3 separate regions of the Mus musculus genome follow, and regions 1 and 2 are each linked to region 3. The links are chromatin loops, found by intact Hi-C in ENCODE. Cell type or tissue: gastrocnemius. All regions are shown on one strand. Region 1 overlaps Nfatc2 (nuclear factor of activated T cells, cytoplasmic, calcineurin dependent 2). Region 2 holds the start of Atp9a (ATPase, class II, type 9A). Region 3 has its middle 30 kb from the start of Gm33413.

What was found. Hi-C counts contacts between places; a loop is a spot of excess contacts. Peaks named below come from ENCODE experiments on the same cell type or tissue, not always from the same donor. Only the 100,000 strongest peaks of a DNase experiment are listed, where the experiment ranks them.
Region 1: it touches region 3 in a loop (3.0-fold over the local background); 3 of 42 quality-filtered maps call a loop at or near these places.
Region 2: it touches region 3 in a loop (2.3-fold over the local background); 8 of 42 quality-filtered maps call a loop at or near these places.

Annotation. Positions count from the first base shown.
Region 1 is chr2:168,540,103-168,548,102 of GRCm38, reverse strand. All of the region lies in intron 3 of Nfatc2 (nuclear factor of activated T cells, cytoplasmic, calcineurin dependent 2), which reads left to right. Among named protein-coding and RNA genes, the nearest start is that of Nfatc2, 46 kb to the left of the region's middle. In gastrocnemius, no CTCF peak of the experiment used is centred here; DNase peaks (open chromatin) are centred at 2,112 and 3,753; H3K27ac peaks cover 2,270 bases.
Region 2 is chr2:168,738,674-168,746,673 of GRCm38, reverse strand. It overlaps Atp9a (ATPase, class II, type 9A), which reads left to right and starts at 4,874. Exons shown (of 28, transcript NM_015731.3): 1 at 4,874-4,992. The coding sequence starts at 4,925. In gastrocnemius, CTCF peaks have their summits at 2,067 (motif pointing right), 3,776 (motif pointing right), 5,320 (motif pointing left) and 7,606 (motif pointing right); DNase peaks (open chromatin) are centred at 5,183, 6,061, 6,357, 7,539 and 2 more places; H3K4me3 peaks cover 1,645 bases; H3K27ac peaks cover 1,236 bases.
Region 3 is chr2:168,465,954-168,473,953 of GRCm38, reverse strand. No RefSeq gene overlaps it. Among named protein-coding and RNA genes, the nearest start is that of Gm33413, 30 kb to the right of the region's middle. In gastrocnemius, a CTCF peak has its summit at 4,731 (motif pointing left); DNase peaks (open chromatin) are centred at 816, 4,704 and 6,581; H3K4me3 peaks cover 782 bases; H3K27ac peaks cover 1,205 bases.

The DNA.
Region 1 (8,000 bases), 74 kb before region 3:
TGAACGCATCATTAAAAGTTGCTGCTGCCAGGAATGGACTAAGCCCTGTGATGTCAAGACCCTCTGCTTTCACCAGGTTCCTCAGAGACGGCCCTGTGCTCTGGTCAGCTTTAGCTGGTAACTGGACACAGCTTCCGGTCATCTGAGAAGGACAGCCTCTGTTGTGGACTTGCCTAGATCAGACTGGCCTGTGGGTGTATCTGTTGGAGATTGCCTTGATATTGATCTAGACAGGAGGACCCAGCCCACCGACGGTGGCACCATTCCCTGGCAGGTGGTCCTGAGCTGTTTAAGAAAGCTGGCCGAGCAGAAGCAGGCCCGTGGGCCAGCAAGCAGCGCCCTCCGTGATTTCTGCTGCGCTTCCTTGGCTGTGAGTGAATGAGCACTCCTTGGACAGATGTAACACTTTGTGGAACAGCTGGCGGGGTCCTGCCTTCAGGCTCCTGTCTTGACTTCCCTCAGTGGTGGACTACATAAGCCAGTGAGCCCTTTCCTCCCCTGTGCCGCATTGGGTCGGAGTATTTTATCACAGCAACAGAAAGAAAACAAGGAATCTCTGCATTTGCGTGGCTCCTGGAAGATGGAGATGTGGGGTGGTGACAGCTACAGGAAGACCCAGAGGAGGAGGAGGACAGAGGGCTGTGGGGGAGAACTGAACAAAGCCCCCAAGGTTAGGGAAACTGTTTAAGGAGCAGCAAAGAAGTCACGAGGACGGACCAGGACTTGGGGGGGGGGGGGGAGAGGCTGAAGGATGGCAGGCCAGACGGGGCCATACAAGCTTCTACAGGCTGCACACAGGTCTTAGATTTTTCTTCCATATGTCCCTGAATAGCATTGTGTTTCAGAACTGAGGGACAATCTTCAAGTTTACAGAGACCCGGGGAGAGGAAATTTGACAGCTAGCCCAACATCTCCCAGCCATCAGTGGAAGAGAAATTTGAACAGAGTGTCACATGCGTTGAGTGTCAGTTAGGAGCTTCCCACAAACCTCACCAGCTCCTCTTCTCTGAGCCCTTTCGTCAGCCCAGTTCACAGATGGAGAAACTGAGGCTTGGCAGTAAACTGACCCAGATGATCCACAAGTCACCGCTTCATGGACCCTGCAGGCTCTTAGACAAGGAGAAATATAGAAAGCAGCCAGCAAAAGGATGGGGCTGGGGCTGGAGAGATGGCTCAGCGGTTAAGAGCCCCGACTGCTCTTCCGAAGGTTGTGAGCTCAAATCCCAGAAACTACATGATGGCTCACAACCATCCGTAATGAGATCTGATACCCTCTTCTGGGATGTCTGAAGACAGCTACAGCAAGGCAATGGGGCCAGAGTGAGAAGAAAAAAAAAAGTGTCTGAAGACAGCTGCAGTGTACTTAACATATAATAAATAAATAAATCTTAAAAAAAAAAAAAAAAGGATGGGTCTGGCTTTAAGGAACACAAACGCAAGGGCACCCAGAGATTGCTTTCCAGAAGGTGTGCAAACTAAACCACCTCTTGGCCTGGAGGACAGCTGGTTAAGAGGAGGCTGGAGGGAAGTGTAGAGGTGTGTCCCCAACCCGAGGACTGCATCCAGAGGCCCCTGGGAGCTGTGTGCAGTGGGGCAAGGGATCTACCTCTGGCCTGCGCTCCACAAAGCTCATATACCCGGCTCAGAGTCTCCACTCTTCATGACTGTGGTGATTGGAAGCGAATCTTGCCGCCTTGGGCTGCTAGCCCCCGCCCGTGTTCACTGTGCACTGGAGTCTGCTTCTAATTTCCGCTAGTGTGAGAAATGTAGAAAGACTTGACTCTTAATTTAGAATATGAAGAGAAACTGACATGGGCTGTTTCTGAGCCCAAGCCTACTCTCTTGTTCTCTTAATCACTTTCCTGGTATATTTCAAAATGTATCAAAATGTATCCTTTCCGGCCCCCCACCCCCAGGCTCTGGGGTTTCCGGCCAGCCTCAGCATGTCCATGGTCTGTGGTACTCATTGTGCATTGGAGATGGGAACGGTTCCTGTTTTCATTGTACTCTGGACATGCTGTCACCCCTGCTGGGAACAGGGCAGGGCAGGTACCAGCTGTCCAACCAGCCTGGTCCTGCCCGTGCTGAGTGAGATGCATTGTGGGATACAATGGTCGCTGTAGCCGGGGCAGTTATCTTTTATGTTAAAGGAAGGGCTGGGGAGGCGGCAGCTGCTGGCTCCCACCTGCCCCCACCTGCTACTCTGGCCACACCTGAGCTCTGAGGGGGTGTTCCAGACCTTGGGCAAGCTGTGGCGAAGGATGAGACAGGACAGCTAAGCTGCCACCCTTGGAGACAGTGTCCTAGTGGGGGAGGCAAGGAGATGCAGTGAACACACCCTGTCATTTGGGGTGGTGATGGATGCAGGTGGGTGGTAGGTGAGGTGACGCCAAGCAGGTGGGTAGAGAGTGCCGCTGAGGGTGCGGTGCCCCGTGGGGTGGGGTTGAGAGCAGTGTGTTTGTAGGGACAGCCACTGCAGCAGTAGGGGAGGTTAGCATAGAGGTCCTGGGCGAGCATGTGCCCAGCTTGTTTCAAGATCACTGTGGCTGTATGGAAGGAGGGAGAATATGGGGAAGAGGGTTTCACATGACCGTGAATCACAATGGAGACTTTGCCCCAATCCTGAGTGTGTGTGTGTGTGTGTGTGTGTGTGTGTGTGTGTGTGTGTGTGTATGTATGATGTATGTGTATGGTATGTGTGTGTATGTATGATGTATGTATATGGTATATGTGTATGGTGTGTGTGTGTGGTATGTATGTATGGTGTGTGTGTGTGTGTGTGTGTGTGTGTGTGTTCCTGTGTGGGCAGGTGAGCATTTAAACCCGAGGATAAAATTAAGCAATACCCTTCAAGAGTCAGCTACTGTGTTGTTTGAGACAGGCTCTTTCATTGGCCTGGAACTTGCTGATTAAGCTAAGTGGGCTGGCCAGAGTATCCCGGGATCTGTCCATCTCTCCCTCTCCAGCATCAGGGTCACATGGACTCCCTATCACCACACCTGCTTTTTCAAACTGTGAATTCTTGGTATTAAATGCAGGTCGTCACACTTGTTCAGCGAGACTGTGGGTCTCCTCAGCCAAGGACTTTGGTTTTTGATGGGAGTGGGACGTCTGTTCTTGAGGGATCCAAGTGGAAGAGTGGCAGGCTCTGGCCAAAGGTAGTGGAGGTCATTTTAGCCACTATCTTGTGGTAGATGAAATGAAAGGAAGGCAGCCAGGCAGTTTCTTTGATCTGAGAACCAGGTGGCAGATTTGAGTGGTATTTAGGAAATTAGATGGGCGGGGCTCTGCGGTGATCCAATGGAAGTGAAGCAGAGGGGGCTTCATTGAAATAGAGTAGTGTTTACTGATTGAGTATGCTTGTCGGGGAGTAGGGAAGAGAGTGTCGTGTGTGTGTGTGTGTGTGTGTGTGGGGGGGGGGGGTATGTCTGTCTGTCTGCTCCAGTGTATGCATGTGAGTAGAGGGTGGATTGGGGCCAGGGTGGCAGATATTAGCTGTCACTTCTATACCCAAAATGACACTCAGAGCTGGGGTCGGTCTGTGTTGGTAAAAGTCTCCTGCACACATGTCCCGGGGCTGAGGACTGCCATAAAACAACCGCGGGGGCCTCTCTTCCAGCGTGCAAGCTTTGAGGACGATACCCTTTTCCTAATAGTCCAGATTCAACACACACACAAATGCTACTTAACATTGTTCACGTTTGATTTGAGGCAAATTCAAAACAGTTCCTTTGGCCAGTCGCCAGCTTGGAAATCAACCCCACGCTTCAGGGCTGAGTCACCCAGCTCCCAGCACAGATGTGGTCCTCGACTTACACCAGTGCCGGCTGGGACTTCTCAGCTTGATGGCCCCGCAAAAGCAATAGGAAGGAAGGCCTTTGATGGAGGACTTTGAACTTGAGCATGGCTCTTTCCTCGGGCTGCCAGTGTGGACGCTCATCCTCTCTTGATGCACTGGGCAGTAGTACAGGTTTCAGCTACACGCTGGCTCTGCACGTGCTGTGTGGCTGAGCCGGGGCCCTGGTGGGGTCGGTATGCCCAGTGGATCTGCTGTGACAGTCATTTCTTCTCTGGCCATCCTGTTAGGAAGCTTCGGCTCTCCACAGCCATTTTGGTGCCTCATGAAACAAGACCCACTGACTCGAGAGACTAGTCATGCTATATCATTAGATGAAATGATATGTTAAAACACAACCCCCCCCCCAAATGTGGATCTCTGTACCCAGAGAAAGGCCTAGAAGGGGACGCATCTTCAGCTAGGTAAGAGGAAAATGCCTCAGAGATTTGTTGAAAAGAGTGGCGACTGTCGTTGATAATACAGTGTACGTTTTAAAGCTACCAAGAGCCTGGGTATGGTAGTACAGAGACCGGAGGGTCGGAAGTTCAAAGCCAGCCTCAGCTGCATAGTCAGCTGGGGTTATACGAGATCCAGTCTTGCTGTGTAGCAGTAGAGGACCCCCCAACATACACATGCACATGGCTTCTGCTTCCCAGGACTGTGGGCAAGTCGGCCATCTTCACGTCCATCTGCAGTGGGCTCACTGCTCTTCTCCATGCACGGCTCCACCAGCAGCTCCTGCAAGCACATGCAGAGCGACTCTCAGCCAGTGCAACACTCAGTTCCCTTGGGTTGAGCTGGTCTGGTTCACCCAGGAGCTGCTGAGGGAACAGGCGAAGAGAAGTCCAGTCTCCAAAGAAGACTCCCCCTCCTCCGATCTGATTTTCAACTTGCCCTAGTGAGCAGGGCAAGGCTGGGATAGATTATTAACCCCTTCATGCCCTTGCTTGCAGTTTGCTGGTCCTAGCACTTCAATGGAAAAGTGTATTCTGAAGCTACACGAGGCCCAAGCATGGACATGTGTCACCCAGTGTGCACAAACACACGCCATCTCAGAACTGGTAGTCCCTGGGGTATTACATGCACAGAAGTGTTGGCCCCAGGGAATAAAGTCTCATTCCTCACCAAGGCCTCCAGAGCTTCCCCTCTAGCAGATTAGAGGTAGCCTTGCTGCCCCAGGCCACCCACAAGATATGACTACTATTAGAATTTTGTGGCAAATGTCTCCCTGTGGCAAGGACAAAGAGTTTGAAACATTGTCTGGGAAGGTGAACTTGGGTTTGTGAGAACCTGGTCACTGTCTGTTGGGAGAAGGGGTTGGTGATGGCCACATACTGTTCTTCTCAGACCTGTAGGGAGCTGGTGGGAAGGCTGCTGCTCCAAGATGAGCTCGGGGGACAGGCAGGCCCTGGGCACCAGGGAAGGAAGAAGGTTACGTTCTCGTGCAAGCCAGAGCATTTCTTAGCTGGCTATTCCGCTTGCTATGGCCCCATGCCCCTGGCTGTTGAGCCACCCTGGGGTAGCTGGCACCACTGTCCTGCATTCAGCAGCCCCAGCTTGTTTGTGGTTTGCCTTTCTACCTATTTCGGCTCCCCGGTTGGGGTCTGTGATTGAGCCATCAGTGACATCCTCTGATGGGTCCAAGAATTATCATTTCATGGTACCTGTGTAAGCTCGGGCACCTGTGATGGCCATCTAGTGAGCCTTCAGAAGGGATGTGTGAGGTGAGCATGCCCCTTGCTAATCTGAGCATCGAGGTACGACCGTAGAGTCCCACAGCTCTTAAGACGTGGGCTGGAGTTGACAGGCATGTGGTTCAGATGCTATGGACAGCCCTGCTCTGTCTATTGTAACAGGCCTCCCCATCAGCCACGGGCTTCTTTCCATTCCCAGAGATGTCCATGGCTTCCCAGAAGAAGAGGGTGACATCTCTTTTGTACGAGTGGAAGGAAAGGGACATGTGTGTGCGCACGGGTATGGAGGTCAGAGGTCAACACTGGGTGTCATCCCCAGGCCCTCCTTTATCTTGTTTTTGTTGAGACAGAGTCTCTCACTGATCCTGAGGGTTAACCAACTCAGGTATACTGGCTGGCCATGCGTCCCAGGGAGTCTCTGCCTCCCTGGGCTGTGGGTACCCGTGCATGCCACTGCATGTGGTGCTGAGGTTTGAACTTGGGGACTAATGCTTGTATAGCAAGCACTTTACCAACTAAGCTATTCTCCAGTGTCCTTTTAAACAGGATATCTCTAGGCAGCCCAGGGCTGGACTCAGTTGTTTCTTTTTTTTTTCTTTTTGACCCCGTTCCCCTCTGACTCCTGAGTTCCGAGATAATAGGTGATAGTTTCCATGGCCTGATCAGCTTAAGGAAGACCTATTTGGTTCCTTCCAGCTACTTTGGCTCCCCCCTCTCACCCACCCCCATCTTCTCCTTGCATCTCCCCCCACTCCCTTCCCACCTCCTCTCATTCAGTAAAAACAGCACAATTGTCCCCTGGCACCAGGTCCTGTTCCCCTGAGGACCTGTGCTCTGTTACCTGGAGACTTAGAGTGAACGAGCCAACCGGAAGCCACTGTGTGGAGTTTGTCTGGTGGGGTCAGAGAGTGTAGCTTCACAGGCTGGCCCTGTGCTCTAAGACCTGTGTTGACGGGGTGCATGGTTCAACCTTAGCATGCCATAGCTTCTTCATTTGTAGAGTAGGTACTGGCTGGCCGTCTTCAGTAGAGATGTCTGATGTGCGTGAGCCACTGAGTGCTCTGTTTGGTATGAGGCAGATTGCATCATGAGCTGCCCTGTCGTGGCTGAGGGTGAAAGTTCCATCAACATTCAGAGTCAGCACAACAGGGTGTGTGAGGTCCCCGAGACTGTGGAACTCAGGCTCAGCTGTGTGAGCCACGTGAGGAGATGAGTGTGTGGCTAAATGGGGACATTGGTAAAGAAGTCACGATTTGGGGGACATGATAGGAAGTGTGTTCTTTAAAAAGAAGAAGAAGAAGAAGAAGAAGAAGAAGAAGAAGAAGAAGAAGAAGAAGAAGAAGAAGAAGAAGAAGAAGAAGAAGAAGAAGCAGCAGCAGCAGCAGCAGCAGCAGCAGCAGCAGCAGCAGCAGCAGCAACAGCAGCAGCCTCTCATAGTGGCCGAGAAATTGGCTTAGCAAAGAAAGTGCTTGCTTTGCACGTAAGAAGACCTAGGTTTGATCCCCAGAACCCAGGAAACTCAAAATCTGAGGCTAGTAGCACTGTTAGAGTCCCTGTGCTGGAGAGGCAGACACAGTCAGATCTCTGGGACTTGCTGACTGGTGGCTAGCCTAGCCTACTTGGGGAGCTCTGGGCCAGGGAGAGACCTTGTTTCAAAAATGTAGATGGTGCCTGAAAATGACATCCCAGGTCCCTTACACACACACACACACACACACACACACACACACATACATACACACACAAACAAACATATACACCACACACATACTCACACATATAAACACACCACACACACATACTCACACATATACACACATACACACACAACACACATACACATACACACACACATACACCACACACATACACACAAATAACACATACACACACATATACATACATACACACACACCAGACATATACACACATAGACATACACACATATACACACATACACACACAACACACATACACATACACACATACACCACACACATACACACAAATAACACATACACACACATATACATACATACACACACACCACACATATACACACATAGACACACACACATACACCACACACATACACATAAATCACACATATACACATACACACACATATAAACACACACACACATGTATGCATGCACGCCTGCACGCACATAACTTTCCAATTAATATTTGCCAATTTTGTTGTGAAACTGTTCTTATTGAGACTGGAGACCCAAGTGGTATTGGCTGCCTGCTAATCCCTGGGCATCGGATGGCTGCTTCTCACAGGGCACTGGCTGCTTCTCACAGGGCAAGCAGAGCTCTGAGCATAGATCAATGGTGTGGTTTATCTGGAAAAGAAAAACAGTGAAAATCTGCATCTGGACAGAGACAATGGCTTGTGCAAAGGCTCTGAGATCAGAACACACTGGGCTTGTTGACGCAGCAGGAGGAACCAGAAACCTGGTGGG
Region 2 (8,000 bases), 270 kb before region 3:
CTGCCCTGTGTTCAAGGCCATCAGGATTGAGGCATGGAGACCTTGCAAGTCCATCCAAGAGGTTGGGCAGCTTGTACTTTGGTTTTTTTGTTTTTAATTATGAATCAAGCCTCGGGGAAAACCGCTCCTAGCATAGCTAACACTAAGGATTTCAAAACAGAGAAAAATGAACTTCCAAGAAACTGGACTTCTGCCTCACCCTATAGCCCTCCAGCTAAGCAGAACACTTAAATTACATACTATCAGGAAGATTGAAATGAATTTACAAACTGGTGGGAAACATAGCTGATGCCCACAGGGCAAACCTTTAGTGGGTGGGACCATCTGCATTTCCATGGCAGCCATTTATAACAAAATAGCCCAAAGCTAACTCAGGTCTAGGTTATCCCAGCTGATGGACAAGGTAGGATATCCATTCTCTCGGGGTCTCCTGCGAGCTTCCAAAAGACCCTTCCAAGGACAGTTTCTCTTTCCTGTTGAGTCTAGCATCTTAGTGCCTGGACTGTTCCAAGCAGGCCCTTAGTGAGAACAGTGAGATGGAATCCTACCTTGGATTCCCCTGCACTTCCTGGAACACTTTCTGGAAACAACAGTATTGTAGATTAAAGCCAGGTGTGGGTCCACACCCATAATCCCCACTCTAGGAATTGAGGAAAAAGGTAAATTCAAGGCTAGTCTGGCTGGCTGTATGATACTGAGTGTAAGAATGTAGATTCTGTAGCTATCCGGCCTGGCCCTATAAACACTGCTTTCCAAAGACAAAAGAGCGGGATTGGGTTATTAAAAGGTAAACATGTGTCCCAAACTTCTGATCCTAGCATTGGGGAGGCCCAGTGAGGGTTGAACACCTTTAATCCTAGCACTTGGCAGATCTCTGTGAATTCAAAGCTAACGTGGTCTACAGTTGAAGTTCCAGGACAACCAGAGCTACACAGAGAAACCCTGGCTTGAAAATAAGTTGAAATTAGCTCCTACTATATATATAGGAACTCAGAGAGATCTGCCCGCCTTTGTGCCCCGTAAGTCTGTGATTAAAGGCATATACCACCATGCCCTCCTCAAAACATTTAAGAAAGTTCTACTTGTTTTTATTACTCACGAGGGTGTGTGTGTGAGCCAGTTGTGAGTGTGGAGGTCAGAGGAGACTCCGTGGCAGCTGAACCTTTCCTCCCGCCTAGATCGGGGACGTTCAACTCCGGCCCTCCAGGCTTGGTGGCAAACACCTTTAACTGCTGAGCTGTCTAGGTAGCTGTCATTTCATGTGCATGTGTGTGCGCACGCACGCGTGCATATGTGTGTCTGCTACTGTGCAAGGTGGTGTCTGCTTAAGAGTGTGTGCATGTGTGTGTGTACGCGAGCGCACACACGTACACATCTTCGAAAGCGCCCATATGAATGGCGTGGGTCAGAGGATAGCCCCGGGGAGTCTTCTCAGTAACACCTTTACATGGGCGTGGGACCTAGATGACTGTTCAGCCACAGTCTGCCTTCGCCTGAGCCAGCTCATTAGTCAGATCCAAAAAAGAGCATGTAAGCAGCCTACTGCATGGGGGTCCACTTAGAGCTCAAAGCTCTGTGGCCTGAAGGAAGAGGCTCAGGTATATTCCAGTTCATACCTGTTGCTATCCATGGAGGGATTCATGTGAGTCACGGGAAACCTGCTGGCTGCCATTTCTGATGTCTGGAAAGCAAGAGTGGACTGGACCAGCTTATTTGAAGATCTTTCTTTTTTATAGCTTTTTTTTTTTTTTTTTCTGAGACAGGGTTTCTCTGTGTAGTTCTGGCTGTCCTGGAACTCACTCTGTAGACCAGGCTGGCCTCAAACTCAGAAATCTGCCTGCCTCTGCCTCCCAAGTGCTGGGATTAAAGGTGTGCGCCACCACGCCCGGCTTTTATAGCTTTTTTTTTTTTTGGCTTTTCCTCAGGACGATATTTTATTTTATTTTTCCATTTTTTATTCTTTTATAGCTTTTTTAAAAAAAATAATGTTCTTTCTCATTTAATTAATTAATTTTTTAATTTTTAAATTTATTATATGTAAGTACACTGTAGCTGTCTTCAGACACCCCAGAAGAGGGCGCCAGATCTCATTACGGATGGTTGTGAGCCACCATGTGGTTGCCGGGATTTGAACTCAGGACCTTCGGTCAGTGCTCTTAACCGCTGAGCCATCTCCTCAGCCCCTCAAAGATCTTTCTAGACACCCAGGAGTCAGAGACACCCAGCCCATTGAACGGATGGGGCTGGTTTCCTTTATTTTTTTGAGACAGGTTCTCGCCATGTAGCTCAGAATAGCCTGGAACTCCCCTTGTAGCCCAGGAGAGCCTCTAACTCATTGGATACCGAGGCTTTAAGTGTCTCTCTCTTCCAGAGAGTGGCTTATGAGAGTGAAACCTTTTAAAAAGAACTTTGTTTGTTTTAGGTGGGACTTGTACTTAATTCCAGCACTCAGGAGGCTGAGGCAGAAAAATTGGCTAGCCTGGGCTACCTATGGAGACTATGTCACACACAGGCACATTCTGCTGCCCTGGAGCCTTGCCCATACAGTGCGTCTGGCATGCATGCTAGCCCTGCTATTGCTCATGGCTGACTAATGTTCCTTCCAACGCTGCCTATCTGAGCTCTGTCACAGACAAGGAACTGGAGCCCTGCAGAGCATGGGGTCTGCCGGGAGGAGTTTCACAGCTGGAAGGTGCTGGAAGCCTCCAGGGTCCTGGCTGATCAGTTGCTCTTGCTACATTTTGGGTCCAGAGAGGGTATTAGCCATAGGAGCCAAGGGAGTGCCTGAATGTATGTGGGGCAGCATTTGCTTGGTGCTCCAAAGGGTTCCGGTAGCTGTGGCTCTGCTGTGACCTGACCCATATCCCGATGGATGACTGAGTGTGGAGCCCAGCCCTGCTCCCTGATGATGCCGTGGTTCTGTGCTGGCGGCTCGGAGTTCCTGTGCCTTGCTGGTGAAATGGGTTTAGTTATTTGGATTTAGTGGGGAGGGCTATTGGGACTTGCTGAAAGCTTTAGGATCTAGCTAAACTCAACTACAAGTCTATCTTTGGCTGGCTGGGAATGGTAGTACACACCTTTAATCCCAGCGCTAGTGTGGCAGAGGCAGGTGGATTTCTTTGAAGCCAGCCTGGTCTAGAGTTCCAGGTCAGGGCTATGTAGTGAGATCCTGTGTGAGGAGCTGGGGACAGATGTGGGTCCGGAGGTAGGATTTGCTCTCTTACTCTAATGGGTCTACCTATATGCACATACTGAGCTCTGTGTGCCATGGCACATATGGTGTGGTTGTGGTGGTGGTGGTGGTGGTGTGTGTGTGTGTGTGTGTGTGTGTGTGTGCGCGCGCGCGCGCGCGAGTGTACGTGTGTCTTGATGCTGCGGACAAAACCTAGGACCTGGCCCTGTTGCACCATTTTAGAAATGAAGAGGAAGAAGTAAGCCAGCCAGCTCAGCTGGTAGAAGAATAGTGTTTTCCCTCAAAAATACTTCTGATGCCTCCTTCCTTGGGGAATGTCTTTGGAATCTCAGTCACTTTTGTTATTTGTTTGGTATCCTTTCTCGATAGAGAAAATACTATAAAAGATAGGGACCCTGGCAGAAAACATCAGCAGAAACTGCCCCTCATAGTTCAGCATCGTTTATGGTAGTTACACGGTGTTACATCTTGAGGGACTTGACATACATACTCATTTTAAAAAAGATTTGTGTATTTTACTTTTTTTTTTTTTTTTTGCATATGTTTGAATCATATGCATGCAATACCAACGATGGCCACAAGAGGGCATCATTTCCCCTGGAGCTGGACTACCGACATTGATCAGCTAGCACAAGGGTGCTGGAAATCGAACCCAGGTCCTCTACAAGTGCAGCTGGTGAACATAACCAATGAACCATCTCTCTAGCCCTCTATATGCTGGTCGATTGATTATTTATTTAGAGACATCGTTTCTCTGTATATCCCTGGCTCATCAAGGCTCTGTAGACCAGGTTGGCCTTGAACTCAGCCTGCCTCTACCTCCCAAGTGCTGAGATCAAAGGCATACACCACCAAACTCAGCTCCTATGTGCTGGTTTTAAGGTTTGTTTTCATTATTCTTTTAAGTAGCATATGCCTGCGTGGGTGTATGCCACGTCAGCGCAGGTGCCCTCTCCGACCCCTTGGGGCTGAAGCTGCAGGTGTGTCAAGCAATGGTGGCTGCTTTTTAAATGCTGAGCTGTTCTCTGGCGCCCAGAGTGTTTTCATTTTCACAATATCCTTTTTGAGATAGAGAGAGACAGACTGACTGATACAGCCTTTGCATGCGATCACTGTGTCTGGGTGAAGGCTGCTGTGACTCTGTTATTATGATTTAGGAATGCAGCTGGAGAGAGGGGTGGGATTGATGCCACAGGGTGTGTGGGGGTCCGAAAACCTGCCCACCTTCTCCCCCCAACCCCGGCCCGAAACTCGGGGGACCCCAGCGCGAGGCGCAGGTTGCAGCAGAGGAGGCAGGCTGTGCGCGCGAGTGGCCGCGGCGTGGAGGTGGGGTGAGCAGGGCGGGGTGAGTGCGCGCCGCTCGGAGCGAGCAGGAGAGAATGCCCGGGGTGGGGTGAGTGCGGCGGGACGCGCGCTCGCGCTCGCGCGCACGGACACGGCGGGGGGCGCGTGGCCGGGGGGAGGCGCGCGTGGGGGGCGCGCGGCGCGGGCGGGGACACTGCGGCGGCCCCGGGCGGCGGGCGGGCGCGCGCGTGGGCGCAGCGCGGAGCGGGGCCCATGGTGCGGCCGTGTCCGTCGGTCGGGCCGCGCGGGCGGCTCCGCGCGTGGCCCGGCGCTCGCGACCTCGCCCCTGCGCTGCGGGCCCGGCCCGCCCGCTGCCGGCGCCTTCTCCCCCTGCCCCGGGGCGGCGCGGAGGCCGCGGGGAGCGCAGGGGGCGCGGCGGGCGGCGACATGACGGACAGCATCCCGCTGCAGCCCGTGCGCCACAAGAAGCGGGTGGACAGTAGGCCGCGCGCGGGGTGAGTGGCCGGGCCGTGGGCAGGGAGGAGGGGACACCTGCCGCGGCCCCCGGGAGTCCGTCCTGGCAGGCGGGGGACCCCGCCAGGGGCTGGGGGCGGGGGCAGGCTCGATCCCCTGGGGACAGAGGTCGAGCTGGAGAGAATGCAGAGTCCCAGGCCGCGCCTCCAGCCGCCAATCGGAGCCCCTGGGGGTGGGACCTGGGAGGTGCGTTTCTAGGGCCGCGCAGGTAAGGCGCTGCGGCTGGGCGGGGCCTGCGGCGCCGTCTCTCCGGTTCCCTGTAGCTCGGCCGTGGGACGCCGGAGCTGGGTGGGGCTGCTGAGCAGGTATCAGTGTAGGAAGGAGAGATGCCAGCTGCCATCTTGTGGGCTCTTTGTGCCTGGCTTCCCCGAGGCCTCAGTTCGGAGGCTCTACTCAATTCTACCGAGTGGGAAACGGAAACGGAAAGCCTGGGGGTGGGGGCGGGGGCGGGAAGGTACTGGAACACGGTTCCCACATTTCCTGCTCCACACTTCCTGCGGGTGGTGTTTGTTGGCTTTTTAAATTGTTTTGGGGTTTGATGGTGCTAGGGACCAAACCCGGTCCTCCAGCCTGTTAACCATTCTACCACTGAGCTACACGCCCCCCCCCCATCCCCCAGAATATAAGTTTTTATGAAGACACTTCGTCAGAGCTCTGTGTGGAACCCTACCCCAACCCCTGCAATAAACACTTTAATTAGTAAGATAAGTAGACTGTAATGTGCCGCGGTTGATTCGTGTCTCCTTGTTAAATGCAGGGACTGTGCCAGGTGATTCTTAGGAAAAACCTGACTTAAACAAGGTCTGCCTAATAGGTGTGCAGGTGTAGGAGTTTACCTGGGGAACTTGAAGCCCACCCCTGACCTCATTTTAGACTATGAAATGAGAATCTGGGGTCTCGACGGTGGCCTCTGTGCTCACAGATTCACCCACCTGCTGAATTTTGAAATGTGAAGAATGGAAATGACCTGTATCCTGATGGTGCCAGCTTGCCCTCCGTGGTCCCGGGCGATCCTTTATGTAGTTACCTGGTATTGGGCGCGGTACACAAACAATGGGGGAGGCACTGCGCGATGCTTGCGGGCTTCTTTGAGGGTTCTGAGGTCCTGTGCAAGGGATGGAGGCTGTGTGTGAGTCTTTGTTTCTTTCCCAGAGTTGGGGGTTGGGCTCAGACAAGAGTTGTGAAACGCTTGGCTGTATCCTCAGCTGCTTCTGCCTTTTATTTAAGTTGGGGGTCTCACTGAAATTCTTCTCCTGGCTCTGAATGTTCTCTGAGCACAGGAGAGACTTACTTGGGACACTCCTGCCTCAGCCACCTTGGTAGATTAGGTGGGATGGCATCCCGTGCCACTTGGCCTAGCCTTTGTGTCTTTCCGAAGGCCCCCTGCTGATTTTAAATGGCGGTCTTGGTTGAGGGCCTGGGTCAGTGCATATCAGAAGAGTGTGAGCATAAGTTAAAGTTTACAGGATAGAATGTGCTTTGACTTTCAGAGGCCTGGAGAGAGGAGAGCAGATAATTTTATATTTAAAAAAAAAAAAATCATGGGTGGCAGTGGTGGCACATGTCTTTAATCCCAGCACTCAGGAGGCAGAGGCAGGGCCATCTCTGTGATTTCAAGACCAACCTAGTGTACAGAGCAAGCTCCCAGACAGCCAGAGCGACACAGAGAAACCCTGTCTCGAAAAACAACAAACAGGCTAGAGAGATGGCTCAGCAGTTAAGAGCACTGACTGCTCTCCCAAAGGTTCTGAGTTCAAATCCCAGCAACCACATGGTGGCTCACAACCATCTGTAATGGGATCTGATGCCCTCTTCTGGTGTCTCTGAAGATAGTTACAGTGTACTTACATACATAAAATAAAAAAAAAAGAAAAAAGAAAAAAAAAGAAAGAAAAACAACAAACAAAAATCACTTGGATATGGTGGCCCAGGTCTGTAATCCCCGCAGGGGCAGAGGCCAGAGGCCAGAGGCCAGAGGCAGAAGCAGGTGGATCTCTGGTGAGTTTGAGGCCATCCTGAGTTCCTGAGTAACAGTGAGGTCCCGTGGAGATGGCTCTGAAGAGAGATGTTTACTGCTGAGCGTGGTGACCTGAGCTGGTCCCCTGTGACACAGGTGGATGCAGAGAACCAGCTACAGCAGGCTGTCCTCTGACCTCGGCATACACACGTGGTGTTTCCCTGCACCCAGACATACATAAAGGAAATCATTTCTATATTGTTTTATTTCAAGTCTGATTTATGAGCTGGAGAGATGGCTCAGCAGCTCAGAGCTTGTTGCCCTTATATAGAACCCGGGTGTAATTTCTGTCAGCTCCCTCCATGGTGGCTCTGAAGTCCTCTCCTGACGTCTGTGAGCCCCAGGCCCCTGTGCTCATAGGTACACATGGCACATGTAACATACGCATAGGCATGCATGCACTCCCCCTCCCACTGAGACATATACCGACCCCCACATGCTTGCATGTGTGCATACATACACCCCACACATACACACACACACACAAATGAAAAATAAAGATTGGCTTATTTTTATTTTACATGTGTGGGTGTTTTCTGCATGTGGTGTGTGTGTGTACACCATGTCTGCAGTGCCCCCAGAGGCCAGAAGAGGGCATCTCTTATTAGCCAAGTCTCATTAACCAAGGCTAGCTATCCTCAAACTCACTATGTTGCCACTGTTGGCCTAGAATTCCTGATCCTCCTGCTTCCAACTCCCCAGTGGTGGGATTATAGGTGTGCACCACCTGTCTGTTTAAAACTAATCTTTTTCTTTAAAAACTAAAGCAAAGGTGGGTGATGTAGCAAATACCTTTAACCCCAGCATTTGGGAGGCAGAGGCAGAGCAGGAGGATCTGAGTTCCAGGCCAGGTAGGTCACAATTTTTTTTGGTTTTTCGAGACAGGGTTTCTCTGTGTAGTCCTGGTTGTCCTAGAACTCACTCTGAAGACCAGGCTGGCCTCGAACTCTGAAATCCATCAGCCTCTGCCTC
Region 3 (8,000 bases):
TGACATGGTAGTTCTCAAGTTTCCCGGTTATTTCCCACCCATCTTGCCCACAGCAGAGCCAGACCAAGTCTCAAGATACCTCGCATCCCCTTCTGCCTATAGGCAAAGCACCTCATGGGCCTTAGCATTTAGATCCGGACCCCAGGTAGCATCCTCAGCCATCCTCCCTCCTCCCCATCTCCACTCACACAGCTTGCCTCCCTTGTTCTCAGACCACATCTCCCAGTTCTGGTTCTCCTTTCTTAGTACCGGAAGTGCCCACTTCCGAACTCCGGAAGTGCTCCTGGCTCTTCCTCCCCAGTGGCAAGGTACCCCGTGAGGCGCCCTACATGCTGAGCCAGTGCTGGTATTAGATGTCAGCTTGCTTATTGACTGTTTCATCTTGTGGGTCCCAGGAGAGGAGGGTAGTGCTTGCCTGGGCTCGGGGCTACCTCTCCACGCCCAGCACACAGTAGGACATCAGTACATGGAGGATAGGGGGTTGAATAAACAGACATCATAAACAGCTTTGACATGCACAAGAGACAGACAGCCACAAAAAAAAATTAATCACTTCCTAATATCTAACCCATTTTTCAAAACCAAACAATGATCTCAAGAGAGGCCTTCCTGGTGCCCCATGGGGCTTGGTGTGTTCATTTCTGGTTACACAGCGGTTGTTTTCTGGCAAGCGCCAACTCCCTTCACTGCAGAAAGCAATAACGACATGACTCCCTCTGGTCCGCGAGCTGCCAGGCCAGCATCTGCTCCCGGCAGCCTGCAGTCACCTGCGGCCCTCCTGCCTGTAAAGCACTCTCTGCTGTAGCTCGATGGCTCCTATGGGGCAGGTAAAGGAAGGGCGGGCAGCCAGCGGCTGTTTACTAGACAAATGTGAAACTGGAACTTCCCCAGGGGGTGCGATTGATCAGGTGAGAAAGGCAGCGGATGTGGGGGCTCCACAGCGCCCACTGCAGGCCGCACGGCAACACCGCAGCCTGGCCCTCAAACCTCAGGGCTCCCAGAAACCCAGGCTCGCAGTTACCAGTTACCCTTCACATACTACCAGTGGTCCCCAGGGCCTCTGAGTACCAAAGGGTATTCTGCCCAACCCTGGCCCTTCCTGAGGCCCACCCTGCTGAAACTAAGTTGGGATCCTAAACACCATGGCTTCCCATCTCCCGGCTCGTGGTCTCACCCCAGCTTTTTGCTTTTTATGCTTCTCATGGGCTGTCAAGTCCTCCCTCCCCGTCTTTCAGGAGTCCCCGAGACCCTGCTGTCTACATTTTTCCTTCCTAAAATGCTTTTTGCCTTCTACAACCCATGGTAATAAGACCCCACATTCCCCTCTGAGACCCAGCAGCTCCCGAGCCCACGCCACCCCAATCCCCACCTGACTCTACAGGTTCTGGAAACATTTGTAGACAATGCAGTGCTTAAAGTGTCAAAAACTTACAGTCGCAGCTCTGGGGACCAGAAGTCCAAAGTGGGGTTTGTGGAGATGCTCAGCAGGTCCCTCCAGAGAGGACCCCCCCTCCTGCCTCTTAGGAAATAAGACAGCTGCCCTTGGGACAGGGCTCCCAGGAAACTCCATATTCTAAGCCAGCAATGTGCCTCACCAGCTGGTCTCCATGAACTTCCTTTGGCTGATAATCTATGATCACACAGGGCACACCTGGGCAGCCCAAGCACCCTCCCCAAATCACCTGTGATCAGTGTTCACACCATCTCTTGCTGTGGAAGATCCATGGGTTTCGGGAACTATGGGGACCTCTTTGGGGAGGTCTCTGTCAGCTCAGAAGTGACCCCGAGGCTCCTGGGGCTGGTGTGTGTGGGGGTGTGTGTGTGTGTGTGGGGGGGTTGTCTTCCATTCCTTTCCGGACTGCAGGTTGTGATCCCCACCTGAGAGAAAGGAGCTTCAGTTGGGGAAGTGCCTCCTTGAGATCCACCTGTGGGGCATTTTTTCAATTAGTTATCAAGGCAGGAGGACCCCTTGTGGGTGGTGCCATCCCTGGGCTGGTAGTCTTGGGTTCTATAAGAGAGCAAGCTGAGCAAGCCAGGGGAAGCAAGCCAGTAAGAAACACCCCTCCATGGCCTCTGCATCAGCTCCTGCTTCCTGCCCTGCTTGAGTTCCAGTCCTGACTTCCTTGGTGATGAACGGCAGTGTGGAAGTGTAAGCTGAATAAACCCTTTCCTCCCCAACTTGTTTCTTGGTCATGATGTTTGTGCAGGGATAGAAACCCTGACTAAGACATCTCCCCTTCACAACCTCACTCTTCCTCCACCCTCTCCTGATCACCACGTGCGTTTGCATCTTCTAAGGAACATGGCAGCAATCTGCCTGATGAGCTACCTCCTGCAGCCCTCCCAGTGAGTGGCTCCCTCTTCCCCACCCTCTCACCTTCTCAGAGGACAAGCAAGCAACTCCTGCTGTCTAAGGCAGTGTATTTGTAACCCGCTAACTTGTTGCCTTTGAGCAAAGTACCACCTGCTGCCACACCCACACACTCCAACGCCCCTCCTCTTACTCTGGCTAGTCTGTTCTTTTTGGGCTATCATCGGCTCATCACTCAGGCCAACCTCAAAATCACTGTGTAGCTAAGGGTGACTCTGAACTCCTGACCCTCTTGCTTTCAGTTCAGGGATTACAGACATGCAGGACCACAACTGTTTATGCAGTCTAGGGATCAAACTCGTGGGGGTAAGGGGACTTCATGCATTTGAGGGGAACACTGATCAGCTAAGCCCCCCCCCCGGAGCTTCCATTGTTGCACAATTAATATTTGATTGGGTTGGCTGTCTCACAAACACACACACAGATGCTGAAGAAAACAAGTTTGTGGCTCGATTGTCTTTGGAATGGGCTCAAAGCAGCTCCCTGGCTTCTCAGACTGCTTAAGATGTTGGTATCCATAGAGGAGAGGCAGGGAGAGGCGAGAAGGGTAGTGGGGGAAGGGAGAAAGAGCAAAATGTACCTAAGGGCATGTGTGGAAAATGTCACAATGAAACTCATTGCTTTATAGGATTACCATTAAAAAACAAACAAACAAGCAAACAAACAGATGCTGAAGACCAAGGCGACTGTCTCCCAGGGACAGCAGAAGCAGCCTTGCCCAGAGTGCACTTGATCTCTGTGACCCTTTGGAGTAGAATGTGGTTCAGGATAATGTTAGAGACTCCAAACTCTGTAATGTCAAACCAGAGGACCATCACACAGGACCAGCATACTGTGAGCCACAGCCCTTGTTGGCCAGCCTGAAGCTGACCCACAGTTTATAAGGGAGGGACAGTCAGGCTCACCAGTAGCCCCACCCCCTGAATGTACCTGCTGTAACCCTGCCCCCTGAATGCACTTGCTTCATCCCCACCCTTCAAATGCACCTGTTTAGTCCCACCCCCTAAATGCACCTGCTGTAGCCCCACCCCTGAATGCACCTGCTGTAGCCCCACCCCCTGAATGCACCTTTTATAACCACACCTCTTGCATTCATAGCCATGATCACTCTTACCTTGAGAGTTTAGACATCTGCAGTGTTCATCAGCTCCTGAGTTCAGGGATGAGGGTCTGGGCGTCCCTTGGGTGTCAGGGACTGCTACTAGCCCCAACCTCAAGTCCAGACACATCTATTCATGTATGCCACAGATGCTAGATTATAATCATGTGCCCAGAAGGTACAGGAGGCATGGAGATGAGCAACAGGTGCCGTGGAAGAAGGAGCTGCAGGGGTGAGTGGTCAGGGATGGTACAGCTGCCACCAGACTCTGTCACCGAGCCTTATAGACAGCCTGAGGTGGAGGCCTTTCTCACTACCCAGGTAAGCAAGAGGCTCAGGGGACACAGCCCATGACCACACACCTAGCTGAGAAGTGTCACCAAATTTGCTGTGCCACCTCCTCACCCTGACCACTCTGAGGAACATAGAGCCATTCGGGGGAGTGGCCTGGGCGACCCAGCCATCCTTAAGGTCTACCTGAAGCATAAGCAGGGGCTTTAACCACATAAGAGCTAGGAGGAAGATGCTGTGTGTGGAGGCACAGGCCTGTCATCTCATCTCCTCAGAGGCGGAGGCAGGGGGATTGGAAGTCCAAAGCTAACCTGAACACCAGAGTGAAATCAAGACCATCACAGGAGATCTAGTGAGACCCTATCCCCAAATTAAAAAATGGTAAGAGGCCTGTGTTTGTTAGCCCAGTGATGGAGTATTTGCTTAGCATGTGCTAGGTCCTAGGCTGTATCCCAGTACCCCCTACACACACACACACACACACACACACACACACACACTCTCTCTCTCTCTCTCTCTCTCTCTCTCTCTCTCTCTCTCTCTCCCTCTCTCTCTCTCTCTCCAGGGAATGGAAAAGGGGAGACAAATGGGTCAAGGGAATTTGTTTATGGGAGGGGGTGGGGACAGTCTCAGCACTTGACTCTGGCAGAACACAAGTGTGACCTTGGAAACGGACTTCCTTCCTATCCCCAAGATGGGGAAACAGCCTCTGTGTCTGTGGGGACACCCATGTCCCCAAGTGGATTTAACTGTCAGGCCTTATGATCCACAGTGACAGCAAACCTGTCTCCCAAGGAGTTTCCAAGCACACCAGTGTGAGAGGTGCATCCTTGGGGCCCAGCTCCCTGGCATGTACTGACAGTACCTTTCATGCCAAACTTGAACTTGGAGGCTCTATTCCAAGATGAGAAGAGACAGCCGGCCTCTGGGACGCTGGAGGAAGGCCTCTGGTGGAGTCCCGCTGCCCCCTGGAGGAGACATAAGGAGCCAGCTGGGATACAAGCAGAGAAGTGCACAGCAGCTTCCCAGGGCTGCTCTGTCCCCCCTCAGGTCCCAGCAACAGGATAGCCTTTGTCCTGACCCAGATCTCACTGTATCCCAGGGCTGTGTGTTCTGTCCCCAGAGCCATTCCCACTTCAGGGCACTTGGTGACGAAATGGCATTGAGATCAAAGGTGAGCCCTCTTCCAGGCACTGCCATGCAGAAATAGAAAGTACACCAGACAGACTGTTGCCATGGCCACTTCTATCCAGCCTCAGGATGCAGCTTGCCTGTCACCTCTTCAGAAAGCAGGACTCCCAGTTAGAAGCCACCCCACTACTGCAGTTCCTCTATCCCTTCCTCTGCAGCCCATCTGCAGTGTCACCAGGCTCAGCTCCCTACAGAGCCTCACGTTAGACATGGGAAATGATAGAAGTTCCACCAATATGCGCTGGATGAACGAGTGAAGGTGAATGCGTGAATGAATGAATGAAGATAAGCAAATGAGTAAAGGTGAATGAATGATGTATGAATGGATAAACAAAGATGAATGTATGAGTGAGTGAATATGAATAAGTGATGAATGAATGAATGGGTGAATATGAATGAGTAAATGAAAATGAATGAATGAGTGAGTGAATGAATGAAGATAAACACATGAGTAAAAGTGTATGAATAATGATAAATGCATGAACGGATAAACAGATGAATGAATGAATGAATGAGTGAAGATGAATGAATGAATGATGAAGATGAATGAACGAATGAATGAAGTGAAGGTGTATGAATGATAAATGCATGAATGGATAAATGATGAATGTTTGAGTGAGTAAAGATGAATGAGTGAATGAATGAATGAATGAAGATAAACAAGTGGAGAGGAACGAATGAGTGAATGAGATAAATGAATGGTTGAGAGACTGAATGACACAGTTGCTGTTCTCAGGAAGCCCTACTTAGAAGGGGAGTGCACAGCACCGTGTGAGGCGGGCTGGATGATGACTCCCCCTGTTCCCTACGCTCACTGGGGACCTATAGAAGTGACTTGTCTAGAGGAGGGATCTGGGCATGCGATACAGGCACCGATCTCAGGGGAGGCCAGCCTCATCATTCAGAGAAACCAAATCCCATGACAAGCAGCCTTAATGGAGAGAGGGCACCCAGACAAAGGCAGAGACAGTGGTTCCATAGCCTCAAGCTACTGAGGGCCAGGCCTGGTGACGCAGGCCCTCGTGCTAGCTCCTCTGACACCGAGGCAGAAAGATGAAGAAGTTCACAGTTCATGGCCAGCTGGGCACCGAGACTCAAAATAAAGAATGAAAGGAGCCTTCTTAGCTTAAGAGGTTGAATGCTTGCCTAGCTCTCATGAGGCCCTGGGTGCCATCTGGGGACACCCTGCTTTGGGGCTTCTGACCTCCAGCAAGGAAATCTTAGGCCCCTGTTAGCGGGCCCTTGTGATGGCCAACACTGAAAGGAGCTCATGTATAGTCTCCCTCATCCTTGCCACCTGCTGAGGCGCTGGGATATTTGCATATTCATAATGAGATCTCTTGGGAATGCAAGCCTGAAGTGCAAACTTCTTGCACACTCAGCCTGAAGGGAATTTGCAGGGAGCATTTTTTGTAGCTTTGTGTGCAAAAGTTCTGTGCTTTTCCCACAAGGATACGTTGCAAAGTAGTTCTGGTCTGGGGACACACTGGATTTTCTGTTTTCAAATGGGGGGAGTCCTCCACCTGTACTTTGGCCAACCATAGGTAATCTGTCAACACCCAGACACCACACGGAGGGCCACAAGTCACCAGTGCTGAGATACCATCTGCTGGTAGGCTTTGGCTGAGCCATGGCAGCTGAGTCCTCCTGTCTGGCTGGAGAAGCCACCACTCAGACACCAGATGGAAGGTGACACACCCACTACAAGCACCTCCACCAAAGCCACCTGTGTCATCTCACCCCTTCAGCTCCCCCCTCAATGTGACCTTCCGCCAAATGGGACACTGACCCCTTTGCTGAGCACAGGCGTTCCAATCTCCGTGAAAGCCCCCTGACACCAGCCCTCATTACTTGAATGGATGCTCACCCGGTTCTCCATGTCAATCTTGAGGTGAAATGTACTGTTTGCTGCGTTCTGTCCTAAAGCCCGTGGGTGTTGGGACGGCTCTGATCCCTGATCTACTCAGTCACAGTCACAGCCAAGCTGTAGCCAGGACACAGATAATGACAGTCTCCACAAACCACACCTTGATGCTGCCCTCCTTTTTGTAGTCAGCTACCCCACTACCCGCCACCTTTTCCCATGAACCGCTGACCACCCATCCCATTCACACGCCTGTTCACAACCTCCACTCTCCCTCCCTGCTCTTCGTGGATTCACACCTTGTGCCTCAGGGCTGAACGTGGCTCCTGGGAGGGCTGGATGAGGCAACTCACACCTCCAACTCCAGTGGCAAGACCAGGAGCTGTTAGATGTTAAAATGAGCCCACTTAATGCATTAGGAAATGCGTGGCCCAGAGTGAGCGTTGGGTGCGGTGGTCGGTGCTGATAATGGTGATGGTAATGATGGTTGTCATCACCACCATCATCACCATCATCATGTCCATCACTGGCCTGGGTCACATGACAAGGCTAATGTCCCCACTCTGATTCAGGCCAAAGTCTCTGACAAGCACCGGAGGACTACTGCGGCCCAGGCAGTGTTTAGCACGCCCCCTGCCAAGGCTGCCATCCCCTCACTATCCTTTCCCCATCAGAGCTGAGTTCTGCGGTGCTGAAGAATATTTCAAAAGTGATGTGAGCGTATTTTTGAGGTCAGGGTCTATAATCAAAACCACGACTCCCGGACGGTGGCCTGGTTTAGAGAGAGAAGCCGGGTGAGTCACCGTCCCAGCCATTTGAATGAAACAAAGACACAACAAGCTGGGCCTTCCTCCTCTGCCAGATTGGATGACCTCAGGCTTACAGAGACACAGCTGGAGCAAATTAAGGGATGGATCTTGGGTTCCCCAGATAGTGAAGGCAGCCCAGCGTGACTCACTGAGAGGACCACAGAGATGCTAAGGGAGCCCCCTGGGACTCCAGGCAGGGCAGACCAAAGGACAGTCAAAGCGGGAGTGCAGAAAAGACCCCATGGTCCTGATTTCCTTGACATGTTTTGGGGACCCAGAGGACACTGTCAGCCCAGGTGGATTTACCAGTGTCAAGAATGGTTTGCTGTCTGCAGTAACCTCAATCCTTAGGCCCACCCTCCATCCCTTGCCCCT